4 separate regions of the Homo sapiens genome follow, and all the other regions are linked to region 4. Evidence: chromatin contacts called from ENCODE Hi-C or POLR2A ChIA-PET data. All regions are on one chromosome and are shown on one strand. The core of a region is the stretch at or near the end of the contact, and the rest is flanking DNA. Distances in the headings are between cores, read along the strand shown.

The links. A loop is a pair of places that touch in the nucleus more often than their neighbours do. ChIA-PET counts read pairs that join two places held with the same protein, here RNA polymerase II (POLR2A). Pooled maps may share reads with other maps.
Region 1: a pooled map shows a loop between it and region 4 (4-fold over the local background). The contact joins two enhancer-like sites. A Hi-C loop is called at or near these places in 3 of 37 single-sample maps with no recorded cell type and 4 of 50 pooled maps. POLR2A ChIA-PET finds 5 or more read pairs at or near these places in 2 of 52 experiments (OCI-LY7 and T-cell).
Region 2: a loop to region 4 is called in a pooled map, with 12 times the contacts of the local background. The contact joins the promoter of SLC25A23 here to the enhancer-like site in region 4. A Hi-C loop is called at or near these places in 1 of 37 single-sample maps with no recorded cell type and 7 of 50 pooled maps. POLR2A ChIA-PET finds 5 or more read pairs at or near these places in 1 of 52 experiments (naive thymus-derived CD8-positive, alpha-beta T cell).
Region 3: a loop to region 4 is called in a pooled map, with 5 times the contacts of the local background. The contact joins the promoter of TNFSF9 here to the enhancer-like site in region 4. A Hi-C loop is called at or near these places in 3 of 37 single-sample maps with no recorded cell type and 3 of 50 pooled maps. POLR2A ChIA-PET finds 5 or more read pairs at or near these places in 1 of 52 experiments (MCF 10A).

What each region holds. Positions count from the first base shown.
Region 1 is chr19:7,797,288-7,802,186 of GRCh38, forward strand. All of the region lies in intron 1 of LOC124904628 (a long non-coding RNA gene), which reads left to right. Among named protein-coding and RNA genes, the nearest start is that of EVI5L, 30 kb to the right of the region's middle. Within about 2 kb of position 2,756, at least 4 of the 41 ENCODE cell types and tissues checked have a DNase peak (open chromatin) inside an H3K27ac peak, as active enhancers do.
Region 2 is chr19:6,456,905-6,461,753 of GRCh38, forward strand. It overlaps SLC25A23 (solute carrier family 25 member 23), which reads right to left and starts at 2,888. Exons shown (of 10, transcript NM_024103.3): 1 at 2,569-2,888; 2 at 1,294-1,420; 3 at 599-686. The coding sequence starts at 2,724. RefSeq lists silencers at 2,640-2,699, 2,750-2,889, 3,400-3,579.
Region 3 is chr19:6,528,991-6,534,110 of GRCh38, forward strand. TNFSF9 (TNF superfamily member 9) reads left to right here and starts at 2,036. Exons shown (of 3, transcript NM_003811.4): 1 at 2,036-2,313; 2 at 3,796-3,826. The coding sequence starts at 2,047. RefSeq lists silencers at 1,864-2,093, 2,234-2,303 and enhancers at 2,714-2,813, 3,415-3,915, 3,916-4,416.
Region 4 is chr19:7,194,750-7,199,207 of GRCh38, forward strand. All of the region lies in intron 2 of INSR (insulin receptor), which reads right to left. Among named protein-coding and RNA genes, the nearest start is that of INSR, 97 kb to the right of the region's middle. RefSeq lists enhancers at 2,587-2,786, 2,599-3,435 and a silencer at 3,267-3,896. Within about 2 kb of position 2,127, at least 11 of the 41 ENCODE cell types and tissues checked have a DNase peak (open chromatin) inside an H3K27ac peak, as active enhancers do.

The DNA.
Region 1 (4,899 bases), core at 1,506-4,005, 600 kb after region 4:
ATATTTCCTTTCCCTTCTTCCTACTTCATTTCTTTCCTTAGTCTTTCTTTTTGCATCTTTTTCTGATTTCTGTCTCTTCTAGTCTCTCTCTTATTTTTTTCTATTTCTCTTTCTAATGTACAATAATTAGATGAGTGTTGGTAACAATGGATATATGTACATATCTTAGTTTCCAAAATTTAGGGATGTGTTTAACATCTGTTTGCCACAACTGATTAGGTTCCAATCCTCTAGGGTTAACACCTGTTTAAGGAGGAAACGTGCCTGTCAGCTGGTAATCTGGGCATTGTAGGATAATTTGTTTAGCCAGTCTCTGGGCTAGTTGAAATTGTTTAGATAAGTTTCTCCAATTTTGGTGGAAAAATTGATGTGATTGGGTGGCTTGGTCAAGCAGTGATGTCATAACCTGAAGGTCTGCTTGATCTTGCCACAAGCCAATGGGCCAGGCAGAGATCTGTGGGCTCAAACGTGTGTAATAAAAATAGGATGTGTACCTTGGTCCGGCAATTGCTGAAGTTGAAGAAAAAGAGGCACACAGAGTGGGCTCCAGAGCGAACTTAAGGCTGTAAAAGTAATTTAATAAATAAACAGAACAGCCTCAGCTCTCCGAATGCTAGTAAATTTAGATCCAGTGATTGGATTACGTGGTCTCCACCAGACTGCCGCTTTTCCATCTTTACCAGACCCATTAGTAAAACCAGTCACAGCTCCCGCCGGGCGCGGTGGCTCATGCAGGTAATCCCAGCACTTTGGGAGGCCGAGGCGGGCGGATAACGAGGTCAGGAGATTGAGAACACGGTGAAACCCCGTCTCTACTAAAAATACAAAAAAATTAGCAGGGCGTGGTGGCAGGCGCCTGTAGTCCCAGCTACTGGGGAGGCTGAGGCAGGAGAATGGCGTGAACCGGGAAGGCGGAGCTTGCAGTGAGCCGAGATAGCGCCACTGCACTCCAGTCTGGGCGACACAGCGAGACTCCGTTTCAAAAAACAAAAACAAAACAAAAAAACCAGTCACAGCTCCTTCCAAAGGGGCATCACGAGTAATTTTCGGAGGAACCCATGTAGTTAATTTTAAGAACTGGAAAGTTTTATTTTTAGGATAATGATTATCAATACATCCAACAAATTCTGCTAAATAAACTTGCCATGTAACTGAATTAATAAATGCCTGTTTAACCTGATTTTTATTTATAGGAACTATAATCTTATTAGGTTCAGTGCCACAAAGTTTAACAACTCGCATACGAGCCTGTCCAATTAAAATTGCCATCTGATCTAAATATACTGTAAGTGTTTTTATGGTATTACGTGGCAAAAAGGACTATTCAACTAAATCATTATTTTGAACAATAATCCCCGTTGGGGAGTGTGAAGTAGGGAAAACAATGAATTGTAAAGGCAAGTCTGGGTCAATCCTACTGACCTGGGCTTGCGGAATTTTTTCTTCAATTACTCTTAACTCTTTCATGGCCTCGGGTGTTAGTTCTCTTTTACTGTGTAAACTGGAGTCTCCCCTCAGTATTGAGAAGAGATTAGACATAGCATAAGTAGGAATTCCTAAGGTGGGCCGAATCCAATTAATATCGCCTAACAATTTTTGAAAATCATTTAAGGTTTATTTGGTTTTTGTTTTTGTTTTTGAGACGGAATCTTGCTCTGTCCCCCAGGCTGGAGGGCAGTGGCTTGATCTCGGCTCACTGCAAGCTCCGCCTCCCGGGTTCACGCCATTCTCCCGCCTCAGCCTCCCGAGTAGCTGGGACTACAGGCGCGCAGCCACCACGCCCGGCTAATTTTTTGTATTTTTAGTAGAGGCGGGGTTTCACTGTGTTAGCCAGGATGGTCTCGATCTCCTGACCTTGTGATCCGCCCGCCTCAGCCTCCCAAAGTGCTGGGATTACAGGCGTGAGCCACTGCCCCCCCGCCCATTTAAGGTTTTTAAAGAAGCTTTTCTAATTTGAACCTTTTGAGGCTTAATGCTCTATCCTGTACTTGCATTCCCAAATACTGAAAAGGAGTGGTTGTTTGAATTTTGTCAGATGCTTTAAGCAATCCAGCGTTTGTAATTGCCTTTTGCAAAGATGAATAACATTGAATAAGTTGGCCTCTATTTTTTGCTGCACACATCTGGAAATTGATCTCTAACAGGCTGGATAGTTCTGCCTACAAAAGTCTGACAAATTGTGAGACTGTTTAACATACCCCGAGGTAAAACCTTCCAATGATATCTGGCTGCAGGTTCTTTATTATTAACTGCAGGGATGGTAAAGCCAAATTTTTCGAAATCTGCCTCTGCTAAAGGAATTGTAAAAAAAAAAAAAAAAAAAAAAAAAAAAAAAAAGCAATCTTTTAAATCTATAATAACAAGCGGCCAGTCTTTAGGGATTATAATGGGGGATGGGAGCCCTGGTTGTAAAGCTCCCATCGGTTGAATTACAGCGTTGACCGCTAGTAAATCGGTCGGCATGCGCCATCTGCCGGACTTTTTCTTAATTACAAATACTGGGGAATTCCAAGGAGAAAAAGTGGGTGTGAAACATGTCCTTTTTCTAGTAATTCTTTAACTATTTCATAAAGCGCCCCCAATTTTTCCTTAGGGATCGGCCACTGTTCGACCCAGACAGGGCGCTGGGTCATCCATTTTTAAGGGAAATTGCTCCTTCCCCGTAATGAACGGCAGGGCGAGCCTGAATTTTAATTAACTGGTGGCTGAGCCTGAATCATCCCTTTACCGTAATTAACGGCAGGTTTTGCAACAATGGGCGCGGCGAACCGCGTCTCAGGCTTCCATGCCCGCAATTCACAAGGCTTAGGCGCGGGTGGCCATTCCGGAGCTTCCCCTGAGGGTGCGGTAGGTTGGACGGTCTCTTTCATATGTGTTTGGTTAGCATATATAACCTCCTGATTCTCCGCCTTTTTTAAACTGGAGCTAGATGGTGCACTCTCCTGACCGTCAAACTCGTCTCCTTCATTTCCAAATGCTGGTTCCTCCTCAGTCTGCAAAGGCTCACGTGCTGTTTTCACTGCCGCCCACACAGACCAAGCGGAGAAAGGAATTTCTTGACCCTCTTTTTGTGCCTGTTTGAAGTCAGCCCTTATTTTTTCCCAGTCTTTCAAATCCATGGAGCTGTGTTCCGGGAACCAAGGAGAATATTGTTCTATTAGCTGAAACAGGGACAGAAGATTTTGGGTGCTCACGTTTAACCACAGTGGCACAATAACTGCCGCACCAAACTCAAATAATTATTATGTCTACTCTCAGCCTGACCCACAATTTCCTGTTGTTACCCTGGAATTCTCCGAGCGCCCCGCTTACCTGCAGAGCTTAAAAGTCTTTTCGTTGGCCGGCGCGGTGGCTCACGCCTGTAATCCCAGCACTTTGGGAGGCCGAGGCGGGCGGATCACGAGGTCAGGAGATCAAGACCATCATAGCTAACATGGTGAAACCCCGTCTCTACTAAAAATACAAAAAGTTAGCCGGGCGTGGAGGCGGGCGCCTGTAGTCCCAGCTACTTGGGAGCTGAGGCAGGAGAAGGGCGTGAACCCGGGAGGCGGAGCTTGCAGTGAGCCGACATCGAGCCACTGCACTCCAGCCTGGGTGACAGAGCGAGACTCCGTCTCAAAAATAAATAAATAAATAAATAAGTAAAAATTAAAAAAAAACTTTTCGTCCTTGGGAGTTCTCCATCTGTCGGTCCTTCATTTTCGACGCTCCTGCATTCCTTCACCCGGTTGTTTTGGAGATACCACGTTGGGCGCCAGATGGTGGGGTCCAGCCTCAACACTACCCGTGGGTACCTGAAGTCCGGTGGCGACAAAGGAATGAGAAAAGACAAGTTAAGATTTTAAAGCAGGCCCAGGGGGCCAGTTGCTAGAGTGAAGGCTGCAAAACGCCCAGAGTTCTGGTTGCCTGACGATTTATTGAGCACAATCTTTTGATCTAAGAAGCAGCTGGGATGAAACGGTGAAGGAGCGGGAGCGTACGTCATTGGAAAGATGTAGAGCAGTGGCGGTTATATGAATTTCCTTTAAGCTAAAAGCATATGTCTAACTGCTAAGACAGTCTTTAACTTATCGGGCTGCAGCTGGTGGGGGCCGGTTTTACAAGGAGCTAGGATGTCTGGTCACGTTCCAACACTTCAAGGGAGTGTGTCAGCCCAGAGCATTCTGTGTAAAGCCGCAGAGCAGGTCATGCCCTCTGGCCTGGGAACTTAATGGCTTGCGGAGATGATTCTCCTAAGGGCCCCCTACAGTTTTCCATAGGTGTCCTACACAGGGGTGACTGACTAAACTGGCACCCCATAAACCTTTCCACCAGCACTTTTGTTTCAGGCTGCTGGCTCTGGTGAGCTCTTCTTTTTTGTTTTGTTTTATTTATTTATTTATTTATTTATTTACTTTATTTTTTTTGAGACACAGTCTCGCTGTCTCCCAGGCTGGAGTGCAGTGGCGTGATCTCAGCTCACTGCAAGCTCCACCTCCCAGGTTCAGGCCATTCTCCTGCCTCAGCCTCCGGAACAGCTGGGACTACAGGTGCCCACCAGCACGCCCAGCTAATTTTTTGTATTTTTAGTAGAGACGGGGTTTCACCATGTTAGCCAGGATGGTCTTGATCTCCTGACCTCGTGATCCACCCGCCTCAGCCTCCCAAAGTGCTGGGATTACAGGTGTGAGCCACCGCGCCTGGCCTCATTTATTTGTTTTTTAGATGGAGTCTCACTCTGTCACCCAGGCTGGAGTGCAGTGGCACAATCTCAGCTCACTGCATCCTCCACCTCCCAGGTTCAAGGGATTCTCGTGCCTCAGCCTCCCTGGTAGCTGGGATTATAGGTGTGTGTCACCATGCCCGGCTAGTTTTGTATTTAAAAATAGGCAGGATTAAAAAGTAGGTGGGGTTGATCCA
Region 2 (4,849 bases), core at 1,638-4,137, 740 kb before region 4:
CTTGACCTCGTGATCCACCTGCCTCGGCCTTCCAAAGTGGCAGGATTGCAGGCGTGAGCCACCATAGCCAGCTGTATTACCCTCATTTTGTAGAGGGGGAAACGGGCTAAGAGAGGCAACTGGTCCCAGATCTGTCTGGCTTCAATTTGAATTTTTCTTTCTTTTTTTTTTTTTTTTTCCAGAAGGAGTCTCACTCCGTCACCCTGGTTAGAGTGTCCTGGCCTGATCTTGGCTCACTGCAACCTCCACCTCTTGGGTTTAAGGGATTCCCGTGCCTCAGCCTCCCCAAGTAGCTGGAATTACAGGCATGCACCACCACGCCTGGCCAATGTTTGTATTTTTAGTAGAGATGGGGTTTTACCATGTTGGCCAGGCTGGTCCCCAACTCCTGACCTCAGGTGATCCACCTGCCTCAGCCTCCCAAAGTGCTGGGGTTACAGATGTGAGCCACTGCGCCTGGCCAGATCTGTCTGACTTCAAAGCCCCAACCTCTCAGCTGTATCCTCCTTGGGACTGGGTCTGGAGCCCAGAAGACAGAGATGGCCAAGGGGTCACTGTGTCCTGAGTTACTTTGGATTCCAGACCCCCAGCGACTCACCTGTGCAAAATTTTCTCAGCCTGCTCCAGCGAGATGGAAATGCCCAGAGCTCGGAAACTCTGTTGGATCTCAGAGACATCAATGTGACCTGGGGAGGGGGCCGGAGGTGGGGAAGGATGTGCGTGTGAGGACACCTGGGGAACCCCAGGACCAAGGATCAGAACAGCTTGGAATGGAGGTGGTCTAGCAAGATCAGGGGCTCCAGAAACCTAGGAGGAGGTTTGCAGTAGGGCTGTGGGGGGACCCCTGACTCACTGGGGTCAGAGAGGTGGAACTGGGAAATACTGGGGGGGCTTCTCTGTTCTGTAAATGAATGAAGGAATCCAGGGGTAATTGTAGGGGTCTCTATGCCATGGGGGATTGAGAGGCAATATCCACAACCCAGATGCTGCTATGAGGGGATCTCTGTCCCACAGGGGACCCAGGAACAGCATAGGGTATCTTTGCCCCATAGAAAAATCTAAGGGTAATTATCGGGGTTCTGCCCCAGTAGGGAAAGGAGGTGGGATGGGCTGGCTGGGCCTCGAACCACCTAGCTAGGGGGTGAGGAGTGCTCCTGAAATAGCCTATGAGTCATCGGGGAGAAGCGGCCCTCCCCCTCTCCTCCTAGCGCTGCCAGTTCTAACCCCACTGATGTCTCTAGGGCCCCCACAGCCCTATCCCTTGGGGCCTGCAGGCAGGTCGCCCGACCTTACCATCCTGGTTCCGGTCAAGACTGTGAAACATGAGCAGCAGACGCTGTTCCCGCTCCTGCAGATAGCGGGAAAATTCCTCCAGGTCGAGCCCGCCATCTGGGTCAGCATCACCCTCAGAGGAGATACCCTGACAGAGGGAAAGGGGATAGAGGTGGCTCCAGGAACCTGCTCCTGATCTGGAGGGGACGCATGTCACCTTATGCCTTAGGAACCCAGAGCCCCCAGCGCCTTGAGGAAGGGGATAGAAGACGTCACCCCACTTCTCCCTCAGTCAGCTAACTTCTCAGCCAGATCCCTACAGCCACCACAGGTCTGTGCGGTGGGTGTGAGTGGTCTAGTTTTCCTGGTGAGCAAACTGAGGCTCTGCAAGGTCAAGTCACCAGTTCAAGGTCACAGAACCAGGAAATGGTAACCTCAGTTCTCATCTGTAAAGCCTGTCCTTCCAGCTGTCTCTTGTTTTTAGTTTTTGTTATTTTTTTAGGTATCTCATTCCTGTTGAACCCAGCTGCCTCTTAAAAAACCCTGTCCACATGGGGGACCCAGGGGTTCCCTTTGGAGGAAGCCCTGGGCGATGTGGGGCAGGAGAGAACCAAGCGGAGTGGCTGAGGCCTTGGTTTTTCCCATTTGGGAAGTGGGAGGTTGGACTGCTCTCAGGGTTGCTGTGGTTCTCTTAGAGCGATCTGGGGCTACAGGTGTGGGAAGGACCTGCAAAGTGGAGGTGGGGGCAGCGGGAGGAAAGTCTTGTTATAGGTGCATTCCCAGCTGCGGGTGACCGCAGACAGGATTGGGTCCCTGGCTGGGGCAGCCCGGGACAGTGAGCCAGGCCCGTGAACGGCCCATGAAAGGGCAGGCCAGGGAATGTAAACACAGGGATCGGGGCAGCTGCAGGCCAGGGCAGTAGGTGCCCAGAGGATGGAGGGTGTGTCTCCTGGAGGTGAGAGCAGGGCACGTCATGGGCTGTGCAGTCTGGAGGAGGGTGTGTCCCGGGCAGTGGGCAGGAAAGCGCCCCCATCTCTTCCCAGGCAGACGCCCCCTGCCCCGCAGCAGGGGGATCGGGTGTTGGCCGCGGAACTGCAGGCTTGGGGCCTCGGCGTCCCTGTCTTGAGCGATCCCGTTAGGCCAAACACGAGTGGGTAGGGGGAACGAGACAGAGACACAGGTTCTGGAGTCCAGCCACAGGTAGTCCCTGGTGGCTCCGGCCGCCCAGTTCAGGGGCTTGGGTAACCGGGAGCGGGCGGGGCCGGGAGGGGAGGAGGTCCCTGGGGGTGGGGGTACCTGTTGGGCGCCGGGGTCTGGGTTGCCCCCGCCCAGCCTGGCCAGCCCCTGGCGCAACTCGTGCACGTCCACGCGGCCATCCTTGTTACTGTCCAGCTCCTCGAACAGGCGACCCCAGCGCTGCCGCCGCTCCGCGTCGCCCGGGCTCCCCCGCATGGCGCCCGCCCGGGGGGGAGGGGAGGCCCGGCAGCGGCGGCCTCAGTGGGGGCTTCGCGGCTCCCCCTCCCCCCCCGGGACCCCGCAGGGTCAGCTCCCGCGGCCGCCGGCTCCGCAGCCTCCGCGCAGTCCGCTCGGCTCTGGCACTTGCGGGAGGTGGTGACGGCTAGCCGTCGCCGCCCGCGCCAGAACTTGCGTCTCCTCCCCCGACCTGCATTGGGGGGAGGGGACCGAGGGCGGAGCTGGGGGCGTGGGGAGGGAATGTCTGGGATGGTCTGGTATTGCACAGCCGAGGAACACCAGAGTTCCTTCTGGGAAGACGGGCTAGGGAGCTCAGTGGTCTCAGGTCTGGTTTCAGAGTTCCGCCTCTGCGTGCCTCAGTTTACCCTTTCCCCCTTTGCCCAAGGGGGCAAGGTAGAGCGCTGTCGGGGATTGGGTTTCATAATCCCCTTCCACTTGACCTCCCCGCCACACCCACTAATCTTCAGGAACTCAAGTTCTCGCTTTTCCCAGACGCACGCAAGAACCGTGCACCATCTCGCTCGCTCTCTGCCCGCCCGCGCCTTACACCTTCCCCGCTCGGCCGCAGAAACAGAAGATCCAGGAGCGATGCTCTCCCACTGTCCCTTCTTCCCGCCCGCGCGCTTCCTTTCTCGGTTCCCACTCTGACTGGGAAACAGAAAATCAACGCGCGGCGCGGCTGCAAAGTCGGTTTCCTATTGGTCAGCGCCTCCTGGGCTGAGCCCGCCCGCCCCGCCTCTTCTCCCACCTAGGCGGGGCCTCCCCGCAGACCCCCGACTGCCTCCAGCCCGCAGTCCCACCGCCTGCCAGGAGATCTTAAAGGGGCCGCGGCCGCAATCAGACGCTGAGCGGCGTGGGGAGGGGGTGGCTCAGTGACCCGGGCGCGGGGTTGAGGATCCCAGTGGTCGAGCGCTGGAGGCAGGGCCCCAGCCTGTCGCACTCGCTGCACCTGCGGAATGTCCCTACTGCTAGTTTCGGGCGCAGTTTCTCGATCCACCATTAGGGGGAAGGGAGCCCAGACCACTTGACAGCGAATACTCGATAACAAATCTCACTTTGATTCAGTGCTTTGCACATGCCAGGGCTTTTACTCACCTCTCGAGTCGTCTTTGCCAAAACCCTATAAGGTAGGTGGTACTGGCGTTCGCACTTTGCAGATAAGGAAGCGGAGGTTAAGTCATTCTCCCCAGTCCTGATGACCACTAAGGGGCAAAACAGGGTTTAAAGAGATCTGGGATCCTTAACCATCACTCTATACCCTAGAAAGAATTAATTATCTTTTTTTTTTTTTTTTTTTTGAAACGGAGTTTCGCTGTTGTTGCTCAGGCTGGAGTGCAATGGCGCGATCTCGGCTCACTGCAACCTCCGCCTCCCGGATTCAAACGATTCTTTTGCCTCAGCCTCCCGAGTAGCTGGGATTACAGGCGCCCGCCACCAAACCCAGCTAATTTTTGTATTTTTAGTGGAGACGGGGTTTCACCATGTTGGCCAGGCTGGTCTCGAACTCCTGACCTCGTGATCCGCCCGCCTCAGCCTCCCAAAGTGCTGGGATTATAGGCGTGAGCCATCGCACGCAGCAGTGAGTTTTTTTTTTTTTTTTTTTTTTTTTTTTTTTTTTTTTTTTTTTTTTTTGAGATGGAGTTTCGCTCTTATTGCCCAGGCTGGAGTGCAATGGCACGATCTCAGCTCACCACAACCTCCGCCTCCCGGGTTCAAGCAATGCTCCCGCCTCAGCCTCCCAAGTAGCTGAGATTACAGGCGCACACCACCACGCCCGGCTAATTTTTGTATTTTTAGTAGAGACGGGGTTTCACCATGTTGGTTAGGCTGGTCTCAAACTCCTGACCTCGTGATCCGCCCGCCTCGGCCTCCCAAAGTGCTGGGATTACAGGCATGAGCCACCATGCCCGACCGCAGCCGTGAGTTTTGTATTTTTATTAGAGACGGGGGGGGGGGGTTTCACCTGTGGACCAGGCTGGTCTCGAACACCTGACCTCAGATTATCCTCCCGCTTCAGCCTCCCAAAGTGCTGGGATTACAGGCGTGAGTCACCGCGCCCGGCCTGGCCTAATTATTCTTTAATCATCACTTGTCACCCAAGGGT
Region 3 (5,120 bases), core at 786-3,285, 670 kb before region 4:
CTTCTTGGCCCATCCTCCCAGCCCCGGATTGGCCGCCTCCAGCAGGCCAGAGCAGATGGGAAATGTGTTTCCTCCAACTCGCTCAACACTGTCCCTTTCTTGCAAGGGGAATTTCTCCACCTGGACTCTCCGAGCTTCTGCTTGTAGGGTCCCGAGGGGCTCCTGCCGGGAACCATCCAGTGGGTGGGTGGGGGCAGGCCAGGGAAGGCCCAGGGGTCCCGGGGAAGGTGGCCAGGAGGGCTGAGCATGACACTCAGGGTTCCACTGGGGGGTTGGGGATCAGGGGGCAGATGCTCCAGGAGTGAGGGTGGTTGAGGCTTGGCTGAAGCCTGACCCTTCTTAGGAAGTGCTGGATGTGGGGGAACCCGGGGGAGTCCTAGTGATGGGGGGCTAGGGGGTGCTGAGAGGAGGGGAAGGAGACAAAGAGAGACTAAAGAAGGAAAAGGAGAGAGACAGGGAGAGACAGAGAGTCAGAGAGAGACAGAGGGAATCAGAGACAGAGAGAAACAGGGAGAGAGACAGAAAGAGTGAGAGCCAGAGACATACAGAGACAGGGAGAGACACAGAGATGCATAAAGAGAGGGAGTCAGAGATGGAGAGAGACAGAGATAACGGAGCCAGAGATAGGGAGAGTCAGAGACAGAGAGAAAGAAACACACAGACTGACACAGATAAAAGAGCCAGAGACAGGGAGAGGCAGAGACAAAGAGAGATACAGAGACAGAGATAACAGAGCCAGAGACAGAGAGACAGAGACAGAGATAACAGAGCCAGAGACAGGGAGAGAGTGTCAGAGACAGAGACAGACACAGAGATAACAGAGCCAGAGATAGGGAGAGTCAGAGACAGAGAGAAAGAGACACAAGACAGACATAGATAAAAGAGCCAGAGACAGGGAGAGGCAGAGACAAAGAGAGATACAGAGACAGAGATAGCAGAGCCAGAGACAGGGAGAGAGTGTCAGAGACAGAGAGACAGACACAGAGATAACAGAGCCAGAGATAGGGAGAGTCAGAGACAGAGAGAAAGAGACAGACAGACATAGATAAAAGAGCCAGAGACAGGGAGAGAGACACAGAGACAGAGACATAGAGACAGAGATAACAGAGCCAGAGACAGAGTCAGAGACAGAGACAGAGAGAGCCAGACACAGAGACAGAGAGAGAGAGTCACAGCCAGAGACAGCGACAGAGATAACAGAAGCAGAGAGAGGGAGAAAGATAACAGAGCCAGAGACAGTCAGAGACAGAGATAGAGAGACAGAGATAACAGAGCCAGAGACAGATACAGAGACAGAGATAACGGAGCCAGAGATAGGGAGAGAGAGTCAGAGACAGAGAGAGATATATAGACAGAGATAACAGAGCCAGACATGGGGAGAGAGAGTCAGAGGCAGAGAGAGAGAAGACAGATAGAGAGACAGAGCCAGTGATAACAGAGCCAGAGACAGGGAGAGAGAGTCAGAGAGAGATACAATGAGAGACAGAGATAACAGCCAGAGACAGAGTTAGACAGAGAGATACAGAGACAGAGATAACAGAGCCAGAGACAGGGAGAGAGAATTAGAGACAGAGATAGAGAGAGACAGAGACAGAGATAATACAGGCACAGAGGCACGCATAGACATAAATTGGCAGAGAGAGAGAAAGATCTCTTTCCACCCACTGCAGAGGCAATCAACAGAGACAGAGAAAGACGTTAACGGGGAGACACAGAGAGCAAAGGAGACTGAGTCAGCAAGAGACCCACAGAGATACCGGGAAAGAGCGGCAGAGAGGGAGAACCAGGGCGATGGAGAGACAGCAGGGAGAAAGGAACCTGGAGCCGAGCTTGGAAGGCCGGAAACGGAAAGGAGAGCGAAAAGCGGAGAGAGATCCGAGTGGAGAAAATTCCGCAGAGTCACGGGGACGAGGGGAAAGGCTCTGGGCTGGGAAGGGGCGTGGCCGCGGGCGGAGGGGCGTGGCCGCGGGCGGAGGGGCGTGGCCTCCTTTTGTAGCCAAGCAGCTATAAAAAGCGGCGCGCTGTGTCTTCCCGCAGTCTCTCGTCATGGAATACGCCTCTGACGCTTCACTGGACCCCGAAGCCCCGTGGCCTCCCGCGCCCCGCGCTCGCGCCTGCCGCGTACTGCCTTGGGCCCTGGTCGCGGGGCTGCTGCTGCTGCTGCTGCTCGCTGCCGCCTGCGCCGTCTTCCTCGCCTGCCCCTGGGCCGTGTCCGGGGCTCGCGCCTCGCCCGGCTCCGCGGCCAGCCCGAGACTCCGCGAGGGTCCCGAGCTTTCGCCCGACGATCCCGCCGGCCTCTTGGACCTGCGGCAGGTGAGACGTGCCCCGACCCTCGGTAGCTGGTCTCGCGGGAGACCCCTACCGCCCCTCTGGGACTCCCTTCTCCCTCCCGCACCCCCAGGGACACCTGTTCTACACTCCCGGCCGGGGAGAGGAGACCCACCGGGGCTCCCATTCTCCATCTAGCACCGAGGCCGGGGGGGCACACCTTTCATCCCGCACCCCTACGACACCTCATCTGTACCCCAGGCCGGGGGCGGGGAGGAGACCGCCCAACAGTTCTTTTTGGACCCCCCAAGGGTCTCCTTCTTCTAGTCCGGGGGGCACCCCTTTCATCCTGCGCCCGCTACGAGACCCTATCTGTATCCCGGGAGGGGGAGAGGAGACCCCCACAAGTTCTTTTTGGACCTCCAAGGGCTCTCCTTCTCCGTCTTGCACGGGAGGGCACCCCTTTCATTCCGCATCCCGAGACCCCATCAGCACCCCAGGCCAGGAGGAGGAGACCCCCACAGTCCTCAACCCCTCAGGGATACGTCTTCTGCACCCCGGGTCGGAGAAAGGCTGGCTTCCCTCCATGTGGCAGTGGGTGGGGGCACCCCTCTTCATTCCGCATTCCCAAGGCACCCCATCTGCACCCTGGACGGGGGACCCTCCGCGGTTCTCCAACCCTCGACGGCTTCCTTTCTCTATGTAGGACTTAGGACATTGAGGGCACCTCTTTTTACCCCGCACCCCCACAAGCTCTGCATCTCTGGGGGGAACCTTTTTTCCATCCCCGATCCGAGGGGGGCACTTCCTCTTTATCTGGGACCGCCAAGGAGACCCCCAGTTCCTTTGCTAACTCCCAAAGAGCCTTATCCCCAACATCTGAGGTACCCCTCTCCCTTTCAAGACCCCCAGGGGAATACCCCCAAGGGGGCTGGAAAGAAGAGGGATCGCTTTTCCCTCCTGAATTCTTGGAGATCTGTCCTTGGGGCAGGTTGAGCCACCAGCTTCGTGTGTGTGTGTGTGTGTGTGTGTGTGTGTGTTCGTGTTTGTGTGGGTGTTTGTGTTCGTGTGTGTGTGTTCGTGTGGGGGTGCGTATGTGTGTGTGTTCGTGGGTGTGTTTGTGTTCGTGTGGGTGTGTGTTCGTGTGGGTGTTTGTGTTTGTTCGTTCGTGTGGGTGTTTGTGTTCATGTGGGTGTGTTTGGATATTTGTGTTCGTGTGTGTCTGTGTGTGTTCGTGTGGGTGTTTGTGTGTGTTTGTGTTTGCGTTCGTGTGTGTGTTCGTGTTTGTTCGTGTGTCTGTGTGTTAATGTGGGTGTTCGTGTGTGTGTTCGTTTGTGTTTGTGTTCGTGTGTTTGTGTGTTTGTGTGTGTGTGTGTGCGGTCTCTGTTCTTTAGTTGGGAGGGAAGGGAAGCGTAGGCTTCAGGTCGGCACAGACTCTGGGGACCCTGACAGCTGAAGTGAGTGGGGACAGAACCTCCATTTTCTAGGGGAACCCCCATCCACTTTCCTCCTTTCTACTTTTAACAGGGCATGTTTGCGCAGCTGGTGGCCCAAAATGGTAAGTATCCTCCGCCACTTCCGGTCCCTGGCCCCCCACCATCCCCACCCCGGGATACGAAGAAGGGGGAACCTGGAGAGTGAGGCTCTGCCGCACACTGGCTTTGACCCTTGACCGCTGCTGTCTCTGAAAGCTGCTACTTCCCCTCTTTGAACGCCACCGATCCCTCTTTCTGACTTGCTCTGACTCTCTGGATGCCATGGCCTCCCCATCAGACCCCCATCTGGGCCCACCTGGGACCCCTGCCCTCTCAGAGCTGGGGCTTGACACCCCCAACCCCCAGCCTGGTTTTGTGTCTCTGGCCTCCTTCTTTTCGAAACCCTCTTCCCCGCTGCTTTTCTTCCCTCTTTCCTGCCCCTTCCCCACTCTCCCAGCCTCTCTTCCCTACCTCTTCCCCTCGCCCAGAGCCTCCTCCTTACTCCCATTCTCTTCCCCATCCCCAGGCCCTCCTCCTGTCCCCTTCCCTCCCCCTAGACCCTCCTCCCTGCCCCTTCCCCAAACCCTCCCCAGCCCCATGCTCTCCCAGTTTCCAAGACACTCCTCCCAGCACCTTCCCTCCCCGTCCAGAGACTTCTTCCCCGCTCGAGACCTCTTCCCCCTTCCCCTCCCAGAGACCCCCTTCCCCCTTCCCCTCTCCATCTAGAGATCACTTCCCCCTTTCCCCTCCCCCTCCAGAAACCCCTTCCCCCTTCCCTCTCCCCTCCAGAGACCCCTTCCCCCTCCAAAGACCCCTTCCCCCTTCCTTCCCCCTCCAGAGACCCCTTTCCCCTTCCCTCCCCTTCCAGAGACCCCTTCCCCCTCCCCCTCCAAAGACCCCTTCCTCCTTCCCCTCCCTCTCCAGAGACCCCTTCCCCCTTCCCTCTCCCTCCAGAGACCCCTTCCCCCTTCCCTGCCCCCTCCAGAGTCCCCTTCCCCTCCAGAGGCCCCTTCCCCCTTCCCCCTCCCCCTCCAGAGACACCTTCTCCCTTCTCCCCCTCCAGAGACCCCTTCCCCCTTCCCTCCCCCTGCCTAAGACTCCCCTCCCTGCCATCTTCTCTCCTTGGTGCTTCCTTCTCCCTAACCCCTCCCCCACCCCTTCCTGCTCCCTTTGCCTTTCTTCGAAGTCCTCTCTTACCAGGTCCCCTGTCCACCCCTCTTAAAGTTCCCTTGATTCCCTGATGGATCCTTCCTCTAGAACTTCCTCCTTTCCTAACAGTCTTCCCTCTCCCTCCTAGCTCCCTGTCCACCTCTCCTCTCCCCTTTCCTTCCTTCTCTCCCTTCTCCTCCCCCCATCTCCATCCTGTCCGAGATCTGC
Region 4 (4,458 bases), core at 877-3,376:
ACCTCCGTCTGCCTTGGCCTCTTAAAGTGCTGGTACAGGTGTGAGCCACCGCGCCAGGCCAGCTTTGCTCTTTTATGGACTATTCAACAAATTGTTAGCATTTCTCTTTTTTCTTTTTTTCATTCAACAAACACATGTCGAATGTCCCAGTGTGCCAAATCATAGGAAACCTGTTCTCGTATTAAATGAAAAAGCATCAGAACATAGATGACACAAAAACCCCATCCCCTGTCCTCGAGACATCCAGGTTTAGCATTGTCCTCAGCCCCCAGCAGCATCCCCTCCTGCAGGGGGAAAAGAAAAGGAAAAAATCCCACAGTACTAGAAAATGGCAAGAGTAAATCTTGTTGTGGGAAACTTTTCATTCAGGTATATGCATGTCTTGGGTACTGAGCCTTACGGGAAATGTATTTCTTCTTAAAAATTCTAGTTAAAAATACTTCAAGTAACATTGCCCACAATAGTGGGACAAGGCAACAACACGTACTTCCCATTATGAGGCAATGAAAAAGACAAAATATTTGTGTAGCTTTCTTTCCATATATTACTAACCCTAGCTTGAGGTCATTCGATAAAATAACTGGCCTGTGCTCTTCAAAACTGCCAATGTTGGCCAGGTGTGGTGGCTAACACGTGTAATCCCAGCACTTTGGGAGGCTGAGGCAGGAAGATCACTGGAGATCAGGAGTTCGAGACCAGCCTGGCCAACATGGTGAAACCCTTTCTCTACTAAAAACACAAAAATTAGCTGGGTGTGGTGGCGCATGCCTGTAATCCCGGCTACTTGGGGGCTGAGGCAGGAGAATCACTTGAACCCAGGAGACAGAGGTTGCAGTCAGCCAAGATCTCACCACTGCACTCTAGCCTGGGTGACAGAGTAAGACTCCGCCTCAAAAAAAAATAAAAATAAATAAATAAATAAATAAATAAAAGCCAATGTTGGGAAAGACACAGAAAACTGAGGAATTGTGCGGACTTAAGAGACAGCAGCATTCAAATGCAAAGTGTGATCCTAGATTGGAACCTTCGCCTAGGAAAAAAAATCTATATAGGGCAATATTGAGACAACAGATAAGATTATAGAAGACATTGGATTAAAATACTGTATCAATGTTAATTTCCTGATTTTGACAACGGCACCAGTACCATCATTATGTAAGAGAACTTTCTTTCTTTTCTTTCTTTTTTTTTTTTTTTTTGTTTGAGACGGAGTTTCGCTCTTGTTGCCCAGGCTGGAGTGCAATGGCACCATCTCGGCTCACTGCAACCTCTGCCTCCCAGGTTCAAGCGAACCTCCTGCCTCAGCCTCCCGAGTAGCTGGGATTACAGGCATGTGCCACCACGCCTGGCTAATTTTGTATTTTTAGTAGAGACGGGGCTTCTCCAAGTTGGTCAGGCTGGTCTCGAACTCCTGACCTCAGGTGATCCGCCCGCCTCAGCTTCCCAAAGTGCTGGGATTACAGGCATGAGCCACCACGCCTGGCCTCAGAACTTTCTTGTTCTTAGGAAATATCCACTGAAGAATTAAGGAGTATGTATCATGCCTGCAACTAACTCTCAAATAGTTCAGGGGAAAAAAATGTATATAATGTGTGTGCATAAATATATTAGAAAGGTAATAAAACAAGTAGAATAAAACGTAAACAATTGATTGATCTAGATATAATCTTGCAATTTTTCCGTAAGCTTGAAACGACATCAAAACAAAAAGCGACCAATTTGTCCAAAGCAAGGTTAAAAGCCAGAGAAATAGGAGACGCAGCGCTGCATTGTTAAATGACTTGCGCACAAAAATCCAGTCACTCTGACACTTTTTTGTTTGCCTCCCTTTTAAAGTTCAAATTAGTTTGGGTTTTTCTTAATTAAGAAGGTATGTGATAAAAAACAAAACAGAAAATACAGAAACCACCATTAAATGATTCGATAGCTCCACATATGTTAATAACATTTTGTTACATTCTTTCCAAAGCTTAAAACTTTCCGAAGTTTAAAAAAAACTTAAAAAAAAAAAGTTTAAAAACCTTTCCAAAGTTTAAAAAAAAAATACTCAAGATTTATGATTCCAAAAATTACTGCTTTCCAGAAATTTCCAAACGGAACAGTTGCGTCATGGGCCTGCTGGTACATTGACCACAGGGCCCCGCGGCTCTCCCTATAAGTGTGAGTTTTATAAACTCCTTAAAGTAATTTATTTTGTTTCCATTCAAGGCCTTTCTCTCCCACACTGGCCCCAGACCCTGACCTCAGAGGTTCGAGTCCCCGGAGCCAAATTCCTCTAGTTGGAATCTAGTAAATGATTTAATGGCAAAGGGGCAGGGGTTGGGGGCAGCCAAGGAGGTGAACTTTTGACAGCTTCGTGGTCAGCAGCGACGACCGCAGGAGCGCGTGTCCTTGAAGCGGGGAAGCGCCCCTTTTCCTTGCCTGACAATACCGCCCCACACGCGATGACGCCTTTGGAATAGAACTGCGCAGCTCTTTGGAGACATACGGCGCATATAGAGGCTAGAAAGGGAACAGAGTACCAGAGGGCCTTCCCGCTTCGGGAGCCGCAGGCTTCTTCTCTTCGGAGAGAGAGTGAGTGAGTGAGTAAGCGAGTGAGTGAGTGAGTGGGGAGGGAGTGAGTCCGTCCACGGGGGCGGGCCCTCTCCATGCTGCGGATCTCTTAGGAGATATACTGCGCACGCAGAGGCCCGGAAGGAGGCGGGGTCCCAGGGGTCTCCTCGCTAGAGCAGCCCCAGGATTGGCAGGTTCCAGAGTGGGAGTGGGGGTGTGTGTGTGTGTGTGTGTGTGTGTGTGTCAGGTTCCAGAGTGGGAGTGTGTGTGTTTGGGTGTGTGTGTGTGTGTGTGTGTCAGATTCCAGAGTGGGAGTGTGTGTGTGTTTGGCAGGTTCCAGAGTGGGAGTGTGTGTGTGTGTTTGGCAGGTTCCAGAGTGGGAGTGTGTGTGTGTGTTTGGCAGGTTCCAGAGTGGGAGTGTGTGTGTGTGTGTGATTGGCAGGTTCCAGAGTGGGAGTGTGTGTGTGTGTGTGTGTGTGTCCCCAGGATTGGTCGGTTCCAGAGTGGGAGAGAGAGCGAGAGAGAGAGAGAACGAGAGAGAGAGAGAGAGAACGAGAGAGAGTGTGTGCGCGTGTGTGTCTGTGCAGCCCCAGGATTGGTCGGTTCCAGAGTGAGAGTGTGTGTGTGTGTGTGTGTGTGTGTGTGTCCCCATGGTGGGAGTGTGTGTGTGTCCCCATGGTGGGAGTGTGTGTGTGTCCATGGTGGGCGAGCGTGTGTGTGTGTCCATGATGGGCGTGTGTGTGTGTCTGCGTGTGTGCCCGTGTCTGCGTGTGTGCCCATGGGGGCGAGGGAGGGAGCCCTAGGCGCTCAAGGCTCCGCCCCCTCGAGCCGGAGGCCTCAGCGCAGCACAAAGCCCGGGGCGCACTCCGCTCCGGGGAATCCGGCCCCGGCGGTTGCGGCGGCCGCAGCGCCGCCCTCGCGCTCAGCCAATGGGCGGGCGTGCTGCAGGGGCGCTGGCCCCGCCCCCCGGGTGCGCCGGGCTCCGCTCCCCAGACTGGCGCTCGGGCAGTGGCCGCCGCCGGGCGGTCCCGGCCAGAGGAAAGGGCGCCCTGGGAGGGCCCCTCGTGGCTGCAGACCCCGCAGGTCGAGTCTGCCACGGATGGAACTTTGGAAAAAGCTAGGGAAAAGGAGAAACCGAGCTTGCAAGGGCTCATCAAGCATCCACCGGGGTGGCTTAGGCTGCGCGCGGCGCTGGGCGTGTGCCCGGGAGGAGATCGGGTCACCGCGTGGCAGCTCCCGGGACTGCCGAGGGGCCCCCTGACCCCAGGCCTCCCTCGGGAGGGGTCCAGAAAGGTGCAGCGGCTCACTAGGGTCACACAGCAAAATTCCTCACATTGCAGGGGGGGAGGGTCCGCATCTCCGAACTCGCCGGGCCAGTGCACCCTCTATTCTCACCCACCACTCACCCAGAAAACGAGAACCATACTCATAAATACATTCTTAAAATCCACAGGCTACGTTTTTGGGGTAACCTCCAGCCAGTATTCCGCATGCATTTGAAAACTTGTGTGTCCCCATTGAATTTGCAGTTCCAGTAAACCAAGGCAGCGAGTGGACATTCTCATTTAACATTCACCCCCATAAATACACTTTTTTTGGGGGGGGGGTCTCACTCTGTCGCCTCAGGCTGGAGTGCAGTGGTGTGATCATCGCCCACTGCAGCCTCAAACTCCTGGGCTCAAGCCATCCTCCCACCTCAGCCTCCCGAGTAGCTGGGACTACAGGCGTGCATCACTATGCCTGGCTAATTTTTTCTATTTTTTTGTAGACATGGGGACTCGTTGCCCAGGCTGGTTTAGAACTCCTGGCCTCAAGTGATCCTCTTGCCTCAGTCTACCAAAGTGTTGGGATTACAGGCATGAATACACTTTAAAGTGTGTAATCTGTTTGCAGCACACACGGTCC